Regions from separate parts of the Homo sapiens genome. Here region 2 is linked to region 1. Evidence: read pairs that join two places in POLR2A ChIA-PET (ENCODE). Cell type or tissue: PC-3. All regions are shown on one strand. Each heading gives the region's core, and the rest is flanking DNA. Links, peaks and the distances in the headings are about the cores only. Region 1 holds the start of LINC02568 (long intergenic non-protein coding RNA 2568). Region 2 overlaps LOC107984798 (a long non-coding RNA gene).

Region 1 (8,747 bases), core at 257-8,256:
GAAGAGGGAGGAAGGAGGGAAGAAGGAAGGAAAAGTCCACATTGTATCCTTTGACTGGGCAGTGGCTGAGGGAACCTCTAGGCCAAGACTCACATAGACCCATTGATCTGGGTACCAATGTCTGTGTTTTAAAATATAGCCAGTTTTGTAGTTTTATTCACATCTGCGTCTTCCCTTTCACGGTGATGGCTTGGAGGCGTAACCCCTGTGTGAACCCTCGCTGCCCTGCTCAGTTTCAGGCGGGATCAGTTGGAGGACAGTGTGACCTGGAGGAAAGAATGCCAGGCTTCTGACTCTGCCAGGAGCCAGCAGTGGAATGTCAGCAAGTCCCTTGCCGTGTTTCTGCTTCTGTTTTCTAATCTGTAAGTCGAAATAAGAATGTCTAACTCCACACAGGGTTGGCAGTGGGATGAGGCCGTATATGTGAGAGCACTTTGGGAAGAAATAAATAACGACATTTGTCGTACATAAGATGTCACTCCTAAGAGTGGACTTCACAAGAAAGGAAGTGTGTTTGATCTCAGCTTTGGTTTACTAATCTAAGAAAATAAAAACTGGATTCCAACAAGGGATTGTAAATTCTCACTGCATACCTGACACCAGTTACCATGATGACTCTTGTCTGGTTACTTGATCCCTGAGTCCTTCAGCTCCTACTTCTGTTGAGTGGGGAATAACAGCTCTTCACTGAGACTTTTATAAAGCACTCTGTGTGATTAATTTAAACATCATAATAATTCAAATTTCTATGCATGGGGAAACTTAGCATTTTACGTGAAGTAAACCTTGGTGCAATAGTGTCACCTCTTTCCAGGTGCATTATTCACAATGTCATGGTTAGCTGACACTCAGACATTTAGGAGATATAGTTAGACTGTAATAGCTTAAGGTTTCTCACAGCCTTCTCATTTTTCACACCTGCTGGGGAACCCACTCTCCTCTAGCCTCAGGGATTTGGTCCATATCCTTCCTGTTCTTCTTGTTCTCAGTCTGAAGCACTGTCCTCTCCTACCCGTCTTCTAAACCATAGTGTATTCACAGGCCACATTCCAGCAAGCTCACAAGTGCCAGCCTGACGTGAGTAGTGCTAATATCAAATCTGACAACTTCCGTTCGGAGTCAGGCAGGCAGAATGGTATAGGGGGCAGAGCTTTGGCATCATACGAACCTGGGTTTTGAAACTCCACCATTCACCACCCTGTGTGACTCTGGGCCAGTCATTCAACCTCTTTGAATCTTGATTTCTTCCTGGTTAAAGGGATGAGAGTCCAGCCAGGCACGGTGGCTCATGCCTGTAATCCCAGCACTTTGGGAAGCTGAGGCGGGCGGATCACCTGAGGTCAGGAGTTCGAGACCAGCATGGCCAACATGGTGAAACCCCATCTCTACTAAAAATGCAAAAATTAGCCAGGCGTGGTGGCGCATGCCTGTAATCCCAGCTACTCAGAAAGTTGAGATGGGAGAATTGCTTAAACCCGGGAGGTGTAGGCTGCAGTGAGCTGAGATCACACCATTGCACTCCAAGCTGGGCAACAAGAGTGAAACTCCATCTCAAAAAAAAAAAAAGAAGAAGAGAAAGAGAAAAATAGAGATGAGGGTCCTAGAGTAAGTATACCCCAAAGGGAGAAAGGGAGGAATACATTTAATCAGCTAGGCATATGAAGAACTTAGCACGGCGGCACATAATGAGTACTATGTCAATGATCTTTGTCCTCTGTGGAAACATCCTTACTGGATGAAGTGGGGCTGCTTCTCCCAAAGTTCCAACCCTGGTTTGGGCAACTCCATCAACTTCCATGAACCCTCAGGGAAGAACGAGTAGAGATTTCCAGATATCCCTTTCCCCCACACATTGGCCTCTCATAGAATGTAACTTTGGTCATAACAAACCCAGTCTTATTACTGAAATAAGTTGAAGCCTTCTAAACAAGTAGGCTTAGAACCTCTTTTCCACAGGAAATGCCTGATCACTGGAATTTTGTAGCTAGAAGGTATTCCTGAGCTCAGAGATGCCACATACTATTAAAATTATTGGTAATTTCCTCTTGCTTGGGCACTCAAGCTCTCTACCATTGCAGGAATTCATGAGCTGACTCCTTTATTTCAGGTGCTTCCAAACAAAACTGACAAGCAACACCCAGTTGCCTACATTTTAGTTTGCATTCATCTCCACTGGGTGTAGGGTACTAGGAGCATGCAGCACAATTGTGCTTCTCTTCCAGCTGGAGTCTGTAGACTGAGCCAGGCCACCTTGTTTAGGCTCTAGTGCCTGACAAAGAGCTCAGTGGGCTGGAAGCCTAGTGCAGTTAACACTGATGGCTTTGTAGCTTGGACAGGTGAAAGTCAGCAAGCTTCCCAGTAGACCAATTGATCTGAGTTGCCTCTCTGGCCAGAAGCCAGCCCTGGCAGGGATCCAACTTCCTCTCAAGCACTGAGAAAGGGCTCAGGTGTATCTGGTGGCCGGCAGAGCAGGTAGTCAGCCAAGGCTTCATAGTTCTCACCCACGGCAATTCAGCTAGCAAACTAGAGACACTTCCCCAAGAAGACACAGCGTGGCAAGACTGCTGAGACGCATAAAGAAATCTTAGCTGGTGAGTTACTTCTTTATGCCTGCCCCACTTGAAATAAGAGTTTGGGGCTCCTTTTACTGTGATTAAAACTGGATTATTTATGCTAGCATCTCTGTTTTTTGACACAGCTATGCAAAACTTTTTGATCTTACATGTCTCTGTTTTCTTTACTGTCCAGGATTTTGTGGAAAGTAGAAATGATAGCAAGATATAGTTGGAGTTCTTAAAGAATGTTCAAAGAATCAGAAAGTTCAAACCCCAGAAACTTGGCTTCTCTTTAGAAATTCTGTTTCCCCTGAGGACAGTGGAGAAGGAAAAATACCTCCATAACTCCATTTTTATGATAGGGATTATGCCACTTAATCCCAGTGAATATTTGTAAAATTATTTTGAGACGTTTAGGAACGACATCATAGTCCATAATTACAAAGTGTATTGGTGCTTGTAACTGTAGAGATGTTTGTTTTTAGTGGGGGAATCAGACCTGTCTGTGATAAGAAGGCTCCCTGGGTTCATATCACCCCTGAGATATTCCAGTTCGTAGGAAAGAAGTCAATTCAGAGGCAGTGAATGAGAGAAGTCCCATCATAATAGGTCTTATATAACTAGCCGTCAGCAGAAGGGAACTGCTAAAAACTGGGGGAAAGGGCACAGAAAAGTTATGGAAGGAGCAGTGCTAACTTGCTGCAATTGTCCCAACAAGAAGGAAGGTGCAGGGAAATGAAAGATAACTCTGTGGCCTCTTCCAGGGCGATGAGCAGCATAGTGCTTTTGTGAAGATTCCACCCAGAGTCTGATGCTGGGCAAAGCATGTCTGGCCAAGACTGGAAACAGAACTTTTTTTTTTTTTTTTTTGAGTCTGAGTCTGGCTCTGTCACCCAGGCTGGAGTGTAGTGGCACGATCTCAGCTCACTGCAACCTCTGCCTCCCAGGTTCAACTGATTCTCATGCCTCAGCCTCCCAAGTAGCTAGGATTACAGGTGCTTGCCATCACGCCCAGCTAATTTTTGTATTTTTAGTAGAGATGGGGATTTTGCCATGTTGGCCTGGCTGGCCTCAAATTCTAGCCTCGAACTCCTGGCCCCCAGCGATCCACCTGCCTCGGCCTCCCAAAGTGTTGGGATTACAGGCATGAGCCACTGCACTCAGCCTGGAAACATAACTTTAAACATTGAACTGAAACAGGGAAACATCTCAGCCAAGTGATTTTTATAAAGAGTTATTAACAGGGAACTTTTAAAAGAAAAAAAAAAGTGATAATCCAACCTACCAGATAATGACTCTTCATTCTTACATGTTCCCTTCTTCTTGTCCATGTCAGCAAAGAAATATACCTGGTTACTATGGAGAAAAGATACCCTATTGTATATACTACTTTTTTAAAAACTAACATTGGATTATAAACACTTTCCAACATTTCTACATAGTCTTAATTATTTTAACATTGATAAAATCTTAAGACAAGTTCCAAGAAGTCATGAAGCCCGGAAAGATTAGTGATCTAAAACAGGGAGTCAAATTTCTTAAGTGACTTCCTCTAGAAGTTCAGGGAACTCCTAGAAGAGCAGCAAAGCTCCAACTTGAAGGATCCAGATACATATGACAATAGGTAGACTGTTGGTAAGTCAGTGGCTTGATGGCTTAACGGGGACAATAACAGGAGGCGAGTATACCCACAGGGCCAGACATGCTGGGGAAGGGAGCCCACTAGAATGGGTCCAAGCCCATAGCCAAGAGCAGAAGCTGCCATAGCGGCGGTCAAGGAGGCTTCATTCTAGATCCACATGCTGAACAGTGCTTCATCAGCAGACTCTCTGAAGAAGCTTCTGCACCTTGGAGCTCCCAAAAGAGATCAAAAGCCATGATCAAGACCAAGGGAAAGGTGGGGGAGTTGTGGGAGCTGGACACAAAGGACATTTAACTCCTTGTCCCACTTCCAGCAGCTGCCAACCATCCTCCTCCCACTCACTCCTGGCTCTCTTTTGCTCTCTTCTCTTTTTTTTTTTTTTAAGACAGGATCTCACTCTGTTACCCAGGGTAGAGTGCAGTGGCATGATCATACCTCACCGCAGCCTTGATCTCCTGAGCTCAAGAGATCTCCTACCTCAGCCTCTGAAAGTGCTGGGATTACAGGTATAAGCCACTGTGCCCAGCCTTCTCAATTTTATTTACTTCTGTCCCTTTAACTTACTCCATCCCTCAGACTGAAGAGTCAATGGGCTGTGATCTTTAGTTCCAAACTCTACATGCTGTCCTGGGGGATCTAAGGCAGAGGTCAGAGGAGGAATGAACTCAGATATCACGGAGGGATAGGCGAGAGCATTAGGAAGTTAGCAATGAAGAGAGTGTTCTGGGGAACAAGGTGACATTTTTACTTGTTCCACTTCTTTATTGTTTGGAGTTTTTTAAATGGCAGATATGTTGCAAACTAAAACAATCACATAAAATTTTTTTTTAATTGAAGGAGGTAAATGTTTTGTTTTCTAAGAGAAAGAAAAGAAACTGTCGATAGTGCCAATAAAAGCAGCAGAGAGATCACTCAGCGCATGTGCAAAGACAAGGTCTTGGATAACAAGTTCTGCAAACCACAGAGTGCACAGAATCTAGAAGCCAGGAAGAAGAACGCTGAGACGCGAGAAACTGTGACTGAATGATATGAGAAGGGCCATTTAAAGACTTTTACAGAGAGGACAAGGAGAGAGAGCAAGAAGAGAAGGAGCTCCTAAGATTTGAGAAACTTGAGGCAAATAAACAGAATAAGGGCTAGGTGCGGTGGCTTATACCAGCACTTTGGGAGGCCGAGGTGGGCAAATCACTTGAGGTCAGGAGTTTGAGACCAGCCTGGCCAACGTGGTGAAACCCCGTCTCTACTAAAAATACAAAAATCAGCCAGGTGTGGTGGTATACACCTGTAGTCCCAGCTACTTGGGAGGCTGAGGCAGGAGAATCACTTGAATCTGGAAGGAAGAGGTTGCAGTGAGCCGAGATCGCGCCACTGCACTCCAGCCTGGGTGACAGAGCGAGACTCCATCTCAAAATATAATAATAAACATAAACAAAATAAGGACAGCAGCCATTTCTGAAGCCAGGAGGAAATGTTCCAGATGGAGGGGAGCGGGCAAAAAAGAGAGACAAGAGCAGTGAGGAGAGAGCCATTAGGCGGCACTGCAGAGAAAACTGTTTGGAGTTTTGAAAATTTTTTATTGTGGAAAACTTCCCAACCCATATAAAAGTGGAGAATACATACTCAGGAGGTGGAGCAGGAGGATTGCTTGAGCCCAGGAGTTTGAATCCAGCCTGGGCAGCAGAGGGGGACCCCATCTCTTTAAAAAAAAAAAAAAAAGGAGACAGTATGGTCATAATGAATCCCTATATACCCATCATCCCTTCCCCAGATTATTTTGAAACAAATTCAAGACATCACATTATTGTGGTGGCTCTCAAACTTCAGCATGCATTTGAATCCCCTGAAGGGCTTGTCAAAACATGGATTGCTGGGCTCCACCCACTGAGTTTCTGATTCAGCAGGTCTGGCCTGAGAATCTGCATTCTAACAAGTTCCTGGGTAATACTGATGCTGCTGATCTGAGGGCCTTGCTCTGAGAACCCTTGTAGTTAGTATTTCACCTATAGATATTTCTCTTTAAAAAGGACTGCCTTATTTAGACATAATCATGATGTTATCAGCACACATAAAAATCAATAATAATTCCTTAATATCATGTTTCCCAATTATCCTCTAAGTGTTTTTGTTAACCATTTGTTTGAACTGGGATCCAAACAAGGTCTATGGATTGCAATTGGTTAATATGTTTCTTTAGACTCTTTTCCTCTATAGGTAGAGTTTGAATGGGCAGCATGAGAGACAGTTTGAGCAATAGTTGAGAGAGATATGCAGATGTGTGTTGTGAAAAGACTATAGGCCGGGCACGGTGGTTCTCACCTGTAATTCCAGCACTTTGGAAGACCGAGGCGAGCAGATCACCTGAGGTCAGGAGTTTGAGACCAGCCTGGCCAACGTGGGGAAACCCCATCTCTACTAAAAAATACAAAAAATAGCCAGGCATGGTGGTGGGTGCCTGTAATCCCAGCTACTCAGGAGGCTGAGACAGGAGAATACTCAGAGGCTTGAACCCAGGAGGCGGAGGTTGCAGTGAGCTGAGATTGTGCCACTGCACTCCAGCCTGGGCAACACAGCAAGACTCCATCTCAAAAAAAAAAAAAAAAAAGCACAAACTTTGGTTTTGATCCCACCTCTACCACTTACTAGAGATACATGAAGACAATGAAGATAATAAGTCTATTCATGGACTACTTTGACAATTATATAAAAATTACGCCTGTAGAGTGGAATCCATACATATTACGGCTAAGGAATCAGAAGCTCTGTGACCTGGGGCAAGTACTTAACTTCACTAAGATCAGTTTTCTAATCAATAAAAAGAGAGATTATAGCAATACCTATTTTATAGGGTTGTGAATGAGCTAATGAGTGTCAACATCTTAAGCACACTACCTAACCTGTAATAAGCACTCAGACTTGGTATTGTTATGAAAATAACAATTATTCTAGCCACACAATGAATGTCACTCCTCTTCCTCCTAAATAGGAATGCCTTCTCAGAATCTTGATTTTCAAAGTGATGGATTGGGAGATCCCAAGCCATGAATGTGAGTTTGTGTATTTCCCTTCTTATTTATTTCTCAGTTCAGTTAAAGCCACCATCATCCTCCTAGTTGCCCAGATTAGGACCTTTGGGATCAACCTGAACTCCACCCTACATTCACCATATCAGCGTTTCCATCTTAAGGGGGCTTCTGGGATCCATCCCCAAACGGAATGCAAGAACCTAATGGTGCCTAGCACATGATAGGTCCTTAGTCAGCATTGATTATTTGTATTTCCGCTGCCTCTGCTCTACTTCCAACCACTGTCATCTCCCACCTCCACTGCCCCATCCCCTCTTCCCTGGTCTCTCCCACCCTAGCCTCTCAGTCATTGTCCATCCTGCCAGAGTGACACACTTTCTGTTTTTCCCACCTTCTCATCCTCTCCCCTCTCTTCTCTCCCTCTCTCTGTTTCTGACTGCAACTGTAGTGAGTGGAGTATGGGGCTCACTCATTATCCATCGTGTAAGGAGTTGCTCTTGTTTTATTTATTTGATTTCCCCCCCACCTTCATTTCTGATACCCATTCTCCTTCTTCCCACACGCTGTCACTCTGATATTGTGATAATGTATTCTTGGGTATGTATGTGAACTTACAAAATGTTAGAAATGTTTGTTCCCTGGTGCCACAAAGAAATAGCACTCGAACATACATTTAATTCTCTCAGCAAAGCAATTTTTACTTTCTGCAGAAAGGGTGCTCATCACAGATGGAACAATGGCGAGAGCACACCTGGACAGGGGAGGGGCAGGAGTTCTGATTCCTGACACAGGTAGGCCCTGCTGCTGTGTTGTTCCCCTGTTGGCTAGGGTTGGACCGCACAGTCTAAGCTAATTTTGATTGGCTATTTTAAAGGGGCAGGGGTATGAGTCAGAGTGGCGGAGTGAGTAGTTTGGCAGGAAGGACAGTTAGGAACAGGTAACCAAAGGTGACTTAGGTCAGAGAAGGTGACCAAGGGTGACTCAGGTCAAAGAAGATGACCACAATGAGTCAAGATGGAGCAGGTGACCAGGGGAACAGATGTGAACTACTGATTAGGACTACGGGGAAAGTTGTTTACTTAAACTAGAAGCAAGTGGGCAAAGAGAACCAGGAAGTTAAACTTTAAAATGGAGAATCAAAGAATAAGAGAGCTGAAACTACTGACGTGCTGATTCTTTGAAGAGAAATTTGCAGTTCACTATATTTAACAAAAATATGTTATTTTGTGTGGTTTGGTTTTTAAACCTACCTACCGCATTTACTTATCCATTCCCCTAGCAAATGCCCCAGCTCCCTGCTACCAGTACTACAGTGAGGTGAGTGTTTTTGTCCGTGATCCTTTAGGACCTGTGTAAGAGTTTCTCGGAAGCATATGTCTAGGAGTGGAATTGCTGATGCATATTTATTTTCACAAAGTACGTCTAGGTTGTGACTGCGAACTGCAGAACTCTCTGCCCGTAATGACTCTGTCCAAACCCCTGCACTAAGAGACTTGACCAAACCCTAGCATGGCTTCTAGCAGCTTA
Region 2 (8,747 bases), core at 575-8,574, 280 kb before region 1:
AATCATTACCATGGCATTGTCTTTTTTTTTTTTTGAGACAGTCTTGCTCTGTCGCCCAGGTTGGCATGCAGTGGCACGATCTTGGCTCACTGCAACCTCCGCCTCCCAGATTCAAGTGATTCTCATGCCTCAGCTTCCCGAGTAGCTGGGATTACAGGTGCATGCCACCACGCCCGGCTGGATTTTTGTATTTTTAGTAGAGATGGGGGTTTCACCATGTTGGCCAGGCTGGTATCGAACTCCCGACCTCAGGCGATCCGCCTGCCTTGGCCTCCCAAAGTGCTGGATTTTTGTTTTTTAACACTCCCACCCCCTCAACCCCCCTCCATCATGCAAAGTGCAGCCAAAGTGGAGAATACTAGATGTTAATGATGAAGTCGGAGGTGTGGTTGGGGTCACTGTGCAGGCGTATGTAGATCTCCACAATGAGGCACAGGGGCCTTCCTTAGAAGTGCGTTGGGTATTAACAGTGATTAAGCATTAATTTGCTTTTCTCATTTCTTCCACTTCTCATAATGTGTAATTGAACAAAAGTAATGGCGAGGTTGGAGCACTCTGGCCAGGCTCCCTGTCCAAGATCCTTCAGCCTCATCCTAAGGTACACACTCCTCTCCCCCACTGTGTGCTGGGAGGCCGGGTTTCTAGCCTTTGGGTAGCAGAATCTGACTGAATGTTCCAAAGGGGTCCACTCACTTTAACAAATGACTTTTTTTTTTTTTTTTTTTGAGACAGGGTCTTGCTCTATTGCCCAGGCTGGAGTGCAGTAACACAATCTCAGCTCACTATAATATCTGCCGCCCGGGTTCAAGCAATTCTCATGCCCCAGCCACCAAGTTGCTGGGATTACAGGCATGTGTCATCACGCCCGGCTAAGATGGGGTTTTGCCATGTTGGCCAGGCTGGTCTCGAACTCCTGCCCTCAAGTGAGCCACCTACCTTGGCCTCCCAAAGTGCTGGGATTACAGGCTTGAGCCACTACCTGCAGCCACAGGTGACTTTAAGATATCCAAGTGGTGCCACCAGGATACTTAGGTCCAGAGACTCAAATGTGAAATCCTGGAAATTCTGTCTCAACAAAGCAACCAAGTGTCTTGTTATTAAAAAAAAAAAAAAAATCACATTGTGGCCAGGCGCGGTGGTTCAGACCTGTAATCCCAGCACTTTAGGAGGCCAAGGCGGCGGCAGTATCACTTGAGGTCAGGAGTTCGAGACCAACCTGGCCAACATGGTGAAACCCCGTCTCTACTAAAAATATAAAAATTAGCTGAGCGTGGTGGTGCATGCCTGTGATCCCAGCTATTTAGGAGGCTGAGGCATGAGAATCGCTTGAACCCGGGAGGCAGAGGTTGCAGTGAGCCCAGATCGTGCCACTGAACTCCAGCCTGGGTGAGAGAGTGAGACTCCGTCTCAAAATAAAATGAAATAAAATATAAAAAAATAATGTTGGGGAAAAAAGTGTTCATGCAGGTTCTTATACCAGTGCATCTGTTCTAAGTGAAAAGGGAAAAAGGGCAAGGATTCCAAGACATGCCTGTTAGAGACATCCAGCCTGTAGCAACGAGGCAGATATTGTTCTGGACTGCATTGACTTTTGCACCCAGAGTTATTTGGTTTGACAGACTGCCAAATCCTGAGGTTCAAAAGACCGTCCGTCACAAGTGGGGAAAGGGGCCAGCATTCTTGGGGTTGGATTCCCAGAATTCTCCAAATGTGAGTGTCCATAAGTAAGCCTCTCAGTCTAAGGCTCCCTCAGGATGGTGGTTTGGTTTTAGAGATAGTCCCTCTCCCCACCGCAAAGAATGTTAGGGGAATTCTGACGATAAAAGCATCAACCATGTTGGCCACCTACGAACTTGAACTTAGATATGTAAACTTCTCCCAGAAGCCACCAACATAGTCATGTCTGCGGTTCACAAGGATGGAGCAACCCCCTCACACTGAAGGCAGCTATTTTCATTAGGCCTGTCACAAAATACACAAGAGCTATCATTTCCTCCTTTTAATAATGTTTCATTGCAGACCAGGCACGGTGGCTCACGCCTGTAATCCCAGCAATTTAGGAGGCCAGGAGGGTGGATCACTTGAGGTCAGGAGTTCAAGACCAGCCTGGCAAACATGGCGAAACTCCGTCTCTACTAAAAATACAAAAATTAGCTGGGCATGGTGGTCCATGCCTGTAGTCCCAGCTACTTGGGAGGCTGAGGCATGAGAATTGCTTGAACCGGGAGGCAGAGGTTGCAGTGAGCTGAGATCACACCACTGCACTCCAGCCTGGGCGACGGAGAGAGACACTGTCCCAAAAAAAAAAAAAAAATCAGACTAGTTAATAGTAACTTATATATGCTGTGAAGTTTGGTTCCATCTTCGAAACTTTCCACCTCTTGCCTCATATTCAAACTGTCACCATCTCCTGTTAGATTTTTACTGCCAAACTACTCTGAGAAACCAACCACTCTGCTGCTTCTCCATTGCTACTACCCCAGCCAGGTCGCCTTCATGTCTCACCTCTGTTACCAAAAGGAGCTCCTAACTGCCCTCCTGTCCTCTCCTCCTTCCCCATAAAAGCTGTTCACCACGCTACAATCAGGAAGATGGTTTCAGCACACGTGATGCCATCCCCACTCTCTCCTTGCTGAAAATCTTTGCTCTTAGGCTAAAACTCAAAACCCCCGCCTTGCCCCCTGCCTGCCTATACAATCCCCCTTGACCTTTCCTCCCCATCTGTCTGTCTCTGCCTGCAGCCACAGTCACCTCCCAGCTCCCTGACTTCTCCCTGTCACCTATCCGATGATCACAGTTCAAATGGCACTTCTATAGGGAAGTTTCCCTTGAGGACCCCCAATCTGGGGCAGGTCTGTGTTAAATTTTCATTAACCATGTTTCTGTCCTTAAGAGCAATTAATCTTCATTTATAATTACATATACGTGAATGTGATGATTTGATTAAAAAAAATTCATTTTCTCCACTGGCCTCTAGGCTCTCTGAGCCTTACCCAAAGCCTGGCACATAAACAGTTTCTTGCAGAATGTTTATAGAATGATTTTCAGAAACGTAGAAATTGACTAACACAGAAAATTGAGAATCAGTTTTTAAAAAAAAAAAAAAGTCACCATGAAGGAGGTATTCCCCAAATTTTGAGACAAGGTTACTAATAAAGCTCAGTACATAATGGATGAGATTATTTCTGCACAGAATCCAGAAAGGAAAGTCCTAACAAGTTATCAAAAAGACAGGGGAAGGGCAGAGCAGACTTTGGAACCTGGGATGTGCGGCCAAAAGTCAGAGAGGTAGGGAGAGAAGGGCAGGGAGCTGTGAGGTCCTGGAGAACACTGGATCAAATGCTGTCACTGGGTACTGGTTTGTAACACAATCTGTCAGAGACGTTAATGGATGGGCATGATTAACAGGAACCCAGGATGGGACAGGTCCCATCAAGCAACCATAAAAGATGACTTGTAATTGTATCAGAGATGGAGAGTTGGGAGTAAGTAGAGCAGGACCTGACAATCAGCACTGGAGTCCGTCTGATAAAAGGCTACAGTGTCTACAAGAAGGGAAGCCTGAGTGTCAGAAGTTTCCACTCCTTGTTGATTGGATGGCAGACTGGGGCCCAGCTGATTTGCAGCCAGCTGATGACCTGTCCATGGAGATTGTACACATCCCTGTACTCTGGTTTCAGGTTCCTCAGCAGCCTTTGCTCATAGGCTGGCTTAACTATGATCCTGCTGTGGGAAGATAAAAAAACTGACCGAAGGAGATAGGCTGAGTAATGGCTCCCTCAAGATGTCCATATTTCATCCCTGGAACCTGTGAATACATTTCTTTATGTGGCAAAAGGGACTTTGTGGCTGTGATTAAACTAAGAACCTTGAAATGAGGAGATTCTCCGGGATCGTCCAGATGCATCAAATGTAACAAGAAGGAGTCAGAGTCAGGCTGGAAGCCGCTATGCTGCTGGCTTTGAAGGCAGATGAAGGGGCCAAGGAATTAGGGTGGTCTCTAGAATCTGGAAAAGGCAATGAAATTGATTCTCCCCTAGAGCTTTCAGAAGGAATGCAGCCTTGCCCACACCTTCATTTTAGACCAGTGAAACTGATTTTAGACTTCTGACTGCCAGAACTGTAAGATAATAAATGTATATTGTTTGAAGCTACTAGGTTTGTGGTCATTTGTTACATCAGCAACAGAAAACTAATACACTAACAAACATAAATATCTGATCAACAGATCAGTACCCAGATCATTCATGAGTCTCTGGAGAGTCTGGTGGCTGTCATTCAGTGCCCCAGGCCAGATTACTGCTAGGGGGTTGCCAAATCAAGTTTCTGGATCTGCTAAGCTGAGTCCCCATGTGGCTGACCTCAACCTCTCTAAGGTCCTTCCACCCTGGGAAGCCTGGCCTGGCCTGAGGAACTGCTGGCTCTTCCTCATGAAAACCACACCGACTGGTCACTGATCACTCATGATGTGTGGGCTGTTAGGTGAGCTCTTGGGAATATAGCATAGACTTTGGTACCAGGGAGGCCTGGTTCACATCCCCTCTCTACGAGCCGTGTGATCATAAATGAGTTATTTAACTTCCTTCAACCTGTGAAATGGAGGTGACATCTCTAGTGTATAGTTCTGTAAGGATTGATAGAGACAATATGTACCTAATCCCAAACACAGGGTCAGGACTACGGTAGTCTTCCAATCAAGCTTGCCCCTTCCTGCGCACAGCCATGAGTCTCACCGTGCTCATCTCTTTGTATACTGGACACTTCAGCTACTTCCTCTTCCGTGTTATAAGCCCCATGGCGGCCCTGTGTTCTGTTAGTCCCCTGGCTACAAGTCAGTGACTTTACCCATCATATTCCTAGTGGCCTGCTGTCTTAGTTGGGGTCTCCCCACAAGTAGAACCTGAGACAAGGATTCCAGCTCAGGTAGTTTGTGGGAGATGATCCTAGGAAACACCACTGAAGATGTGAGACAGGGAAAGGAAGGAGACAATGAAGGATGCGAGATCATGCAAGTTACCCATGTGGCTGAAGCTTGATCCCCTCAGGGAACTCAGAGACAGTTATCCCAGAAGGACAAGAGTGCTGAGGCATTTTACACCTACTCCCACCAGTCTTTATTTTTTTGAAGGGGGCAGCAATTACTCCCCAACACTTCCTGCCTGCTGCACTCATGGGCAAGACAGCCTCCAGCACCAGAGTCCTCAGGCAGGCACTGGCAGCTGGAAGGGCTGACATGGGGAAGTGGGAGGGACAGCTGCCACATCTGAGGAGTGTCACTTTGGCTACCTGCCTCCCTGGTCACAGCTTCCCTCTGGCCTTGCCTATTCCTTGACCAGTCATGAGCTCAACATACCTATTGCATTGTTCTGACCTAACTGCATCCTAGTGTCAAGCTCCTCCAATTTGCAAACAGATAAATGAATTTTTAAAAAGATTTTATCATATATATTTAAGGCATATAACATGATGCTTTGATATACACATAGATAATGAAATGGTTTGTGACGAGAAGGGAGACCATTTCCTCAGCAAACTAACAGCTGCTCTCTCTGGTCTATGCCTTCTACTCTATCTTTAAACATCCTGCATCACTATCTCCATTTTGCAACTGTTAAAGCTCCAGTCTGCATTTGTCAAAGGCTGATCAGGTTCAAGAAAAATTTTTCATCACCATTAAAACCTCTAATTCTTTCTCCCAGCTAACCACATAAAAGTTACAACCACCTCTGGGTTATCATTATGGTCTTGTTATTATTACCTGAGAATGTTTGAAAACATCCCACAGAGAAATCTAACTAAAAGAGTCTAGAAAACAAGAGGGTCACCGTATCAAACACTTGTTTATCACAGGCGGGGTGAAACGCTGGGAGAGGAGGTTATTAGATGTACCCAGCCCTGAAGATCCAACTCTGACACCCTAGATGCTGTTCATTAGTAAGAAATAGTTATGGAGGGCCTACTAGATGCAGAGTGCTTGTGTTGAGTTCCATCAAGAACAGAGAGACGCTTGAGAAACTTCCAGAAATAACTTCTCTTTCCAAAAACAATGCTGAGCCTGTTCCAACTTCCACTATTAGGAAAGTTTTTTTTCTTTCTTTCTTTCTTTTTGGTCTTATCCAGTATCATCTTCTATAGTGAACCTCTTGCTGGGAGGTTTAGAATTTTTGTACCATGTGGCTGAAAGGGACCTCAGAGTGCATGCTGGTTTACAGATACAGATTCTGAGATTCAGAAGGAAAATAATTAGCCTGAAGTGAGCCCACCTCATTGGTGGTAGAGCAGGGCCTGAAATCCTTGCCTCTTGTCCCTAGTGCTCGCCTGCTTTATCCTTTAAACTGTTACTAGGTCGGGCGCGGTGGCTCACGCCTGTAATCCCAGCACTTTTGGAGGCCAAGGCAGGTGGATCACGAGGTCAGGAGTTCAAGACCAGCCTGGCCAAGGTGGTGAAACCCTGTCTTTATTAAAAATACAAAAATTAGCGGGGCGGGTTGGTGGGTGCCTGTAATCCCAGCTACTCAGGAGGCTGAGGCAGAGAATTGCTTGAACCTGGGAGGTGGAGGTTGCAGTGAGCCGAGATTGTTTCACTGCACTCCAGCCTGGGTGACACAGCAAGATTTCATCTCAAAACAAAAAGAAAAAAAAAAAGAAGGTATATAAGGCAGCCAGCACATAGCAGTGACATAGCAGTCTAATAATAATAGTGAGCTGTCACCATTTGTCTCCCTATTGGTGTGACATGGCTTAGTCCAACTTAAGGTCCACTCCTGACTTGAATTCCATTTTCCAGACCCCTGATAGGGTTGGTTCTCTCCAGCTAAAACTCAAGATCTACAAATGAAAACCATCAGAGAATTCAACTTAGCAGACTGCTAAAGCTACTCTCTAAATCAGTAATCATAACCAATTGATTTCACCATTTTTCTATAAAAAGTGCAGTTTTACACTGATTCATATAAAGTTTTCAATACATGTTTGTTGAAACTTTTCCTGTGACTGGCATTGGTCTAACCCTGGAGGAAACTAAGTCTCTAATCTGAGGGAACTCACAAATCATTGGCAGAGAAATCTCAAAAGAACAAACCCAAAAAGTCTAGTACAATTGTAACATGGGGCTAAGTGTGACAATAGAGGAATGCAGGGCACAAAGAGGGAGGAAGACAGTGTTTTCCAGGTGGACGCTGGGGGAAAAAACGTTCCAGGAAGAAAGAAAAGCCCGTCCAATGGCCTGGAGACATTAAACAGCCATCTATTTTAATAGAACTGAGATCGAATCACAGGTGGGATAGAGATGGAGTAGGAGGGAGGAGCCTGATTCTGAGAAGCCTTTTGTATCAGGCACGTTCTTAGCTGTAAATTCAAAGACCACTCTGGCCAGTTAAATAGAAAATGAATTTATTAAAACATATGGGGTGGGATGGCTACATATTTTATCTCCTCATTTGAGAGGGAAAGTGGAGTTATTTCTAATTATGCCAGGATTGCAAGTGTAAAGGACACACGAATGGAGTCTTTTAAGATTCGGGTGCTCCTAGAAGCTGGGCTGTTGACAGCGGCCTTGCGCCTGATACAGTGGTGGGTACAGTGGGGCAGCCCTGCCACACTGTGAGAACCCCTGCCACTTACTGCCCAGAGAGCTGCATGTCTCATCCAACACCGTCAATGGCATTGCCAGCTTCTGAAAATGTGCACCTCTGACTGGTGAGGCCTGCTTCACACACCTGCTGCCAAGCGAAGGGAGACAGACTAGGAAAGTAAATTCCTGATGGCACCACCTACCCGCTTCAGCCGGGACCTCCCTGCGGCTTTAAATGGCACCCTGGTCAGCTCCTAGAGAGAGGCCATTGAACTGGACTTGGCAGGGGAAATAGTACCTGAAGCAACCAAATATTCACTTGAAATTACACTGTTTTGATAGCTTCATGTGACGGAAAAGGTGTTGGACCAGATGGAGTTATCACTAAAGTTCCCCTCTACCCTGGTGGGGAGGGATTTGGCCAAGCAAAGCAGGTAGCAATTACTGGGAAAAACAAAACCTTCGTTGTTTATACTTCGGTGGATTGGGACCTCTCAAACAACCAGTTACAGTTGTTAACTGCCCTTTTGGGGGTATGAAAAACCCAGACCTTCCAGGGTCAGAGGCCTGGCCTCCTTCTTGGCAGAAGAGGAAATGAAGTTCATTCCTTTGTGGTGAACCTGATTCTGAAAAAACAAAACCCATTTTTTTCTCAGTAGGTTATCCTACCACATGTCCAACCATAGGAGTCTGGACTTTCTCTTATTGGTTAAGCTTTAAAGCATTTTGAACAGGAGTTAGATATGGTTATATTTGAGTTTCAGAATATTCATCCTGGTTCATATTCCACCTTTTTTTTTTTTTTTTTGAGACAGGGTCTCACTTTGTCACCCAGGCTGGAGTGCAGTGATGCAATATTGTCTCATTGCAGCCTCAGCCTCCTGGGCTCAAGTGATCCTCCCATTTCAGCCTCTCGAGTAGCTGGGACCACAGGCACACACCACCACACCCAGCTAATTTTTGCATTTTTTGTAGAGACGGGGTTTCACCATGTTACGCAGGCTGATCTTGAACTCCTGAGCTCAAGCAATCTGCCTGCCTTGGACTCCCAAAGTGCTAGGATTACAGGTATGAGCCACCACGCCTGGCCATCTTTATTTTTTTAATTAAACTTTTCCATAAGTTTATTGCGAGTACATAGAAACATAATTGATATTTTATGCTTATCATGTAT

What was found. Peaks named below come from ENCODE experiments on the same cell type or tissue, not always from the same donor. Only the 100,000 strongest peaks of a DNase experiment are listed, where the experiment ranks them.
Region 2: POLR2A ChIA-PET joins it to region 1 with 17 read pairs; 2 of 35 experiments call an interaction of 5 or more read pairs at or near these places.

Annotation. Positions count from the first base shown.
Region 1 is chr15:63,387,671-63,396,417 of GRCh38, forward strand. LINC02568 (long intergenic non-protein coding RNA 2568) reads left to right here and starts at 2,560. Exons shown (of 7, transcript NR_120375.1): 1 at 2,560-2,591; 2 at 7,181-7,241; 3 at 7,931-8,011. In PC-3, for the core only: no CTCF peak of the experiment used is centred there; no DNase peak of the experiment used is centred there.
Region 2 is chr15:63,106,436-63,115,182 of GRCh38, forward strand. LOC107984798 (a long non-coding RNA gene) reads right to left here. Exons shown (of 2, transcript XR_001751584.1): 2 at 7,376-7,721. Among named protein-coding and RNA genes, the nearest start is that of LACTB, 11 kb to the right of the region's middle. In PC-3, for the core only: no CTCF peak of the experiment used is centred there; a DNase peak (open chromatin) is centred at 1,856.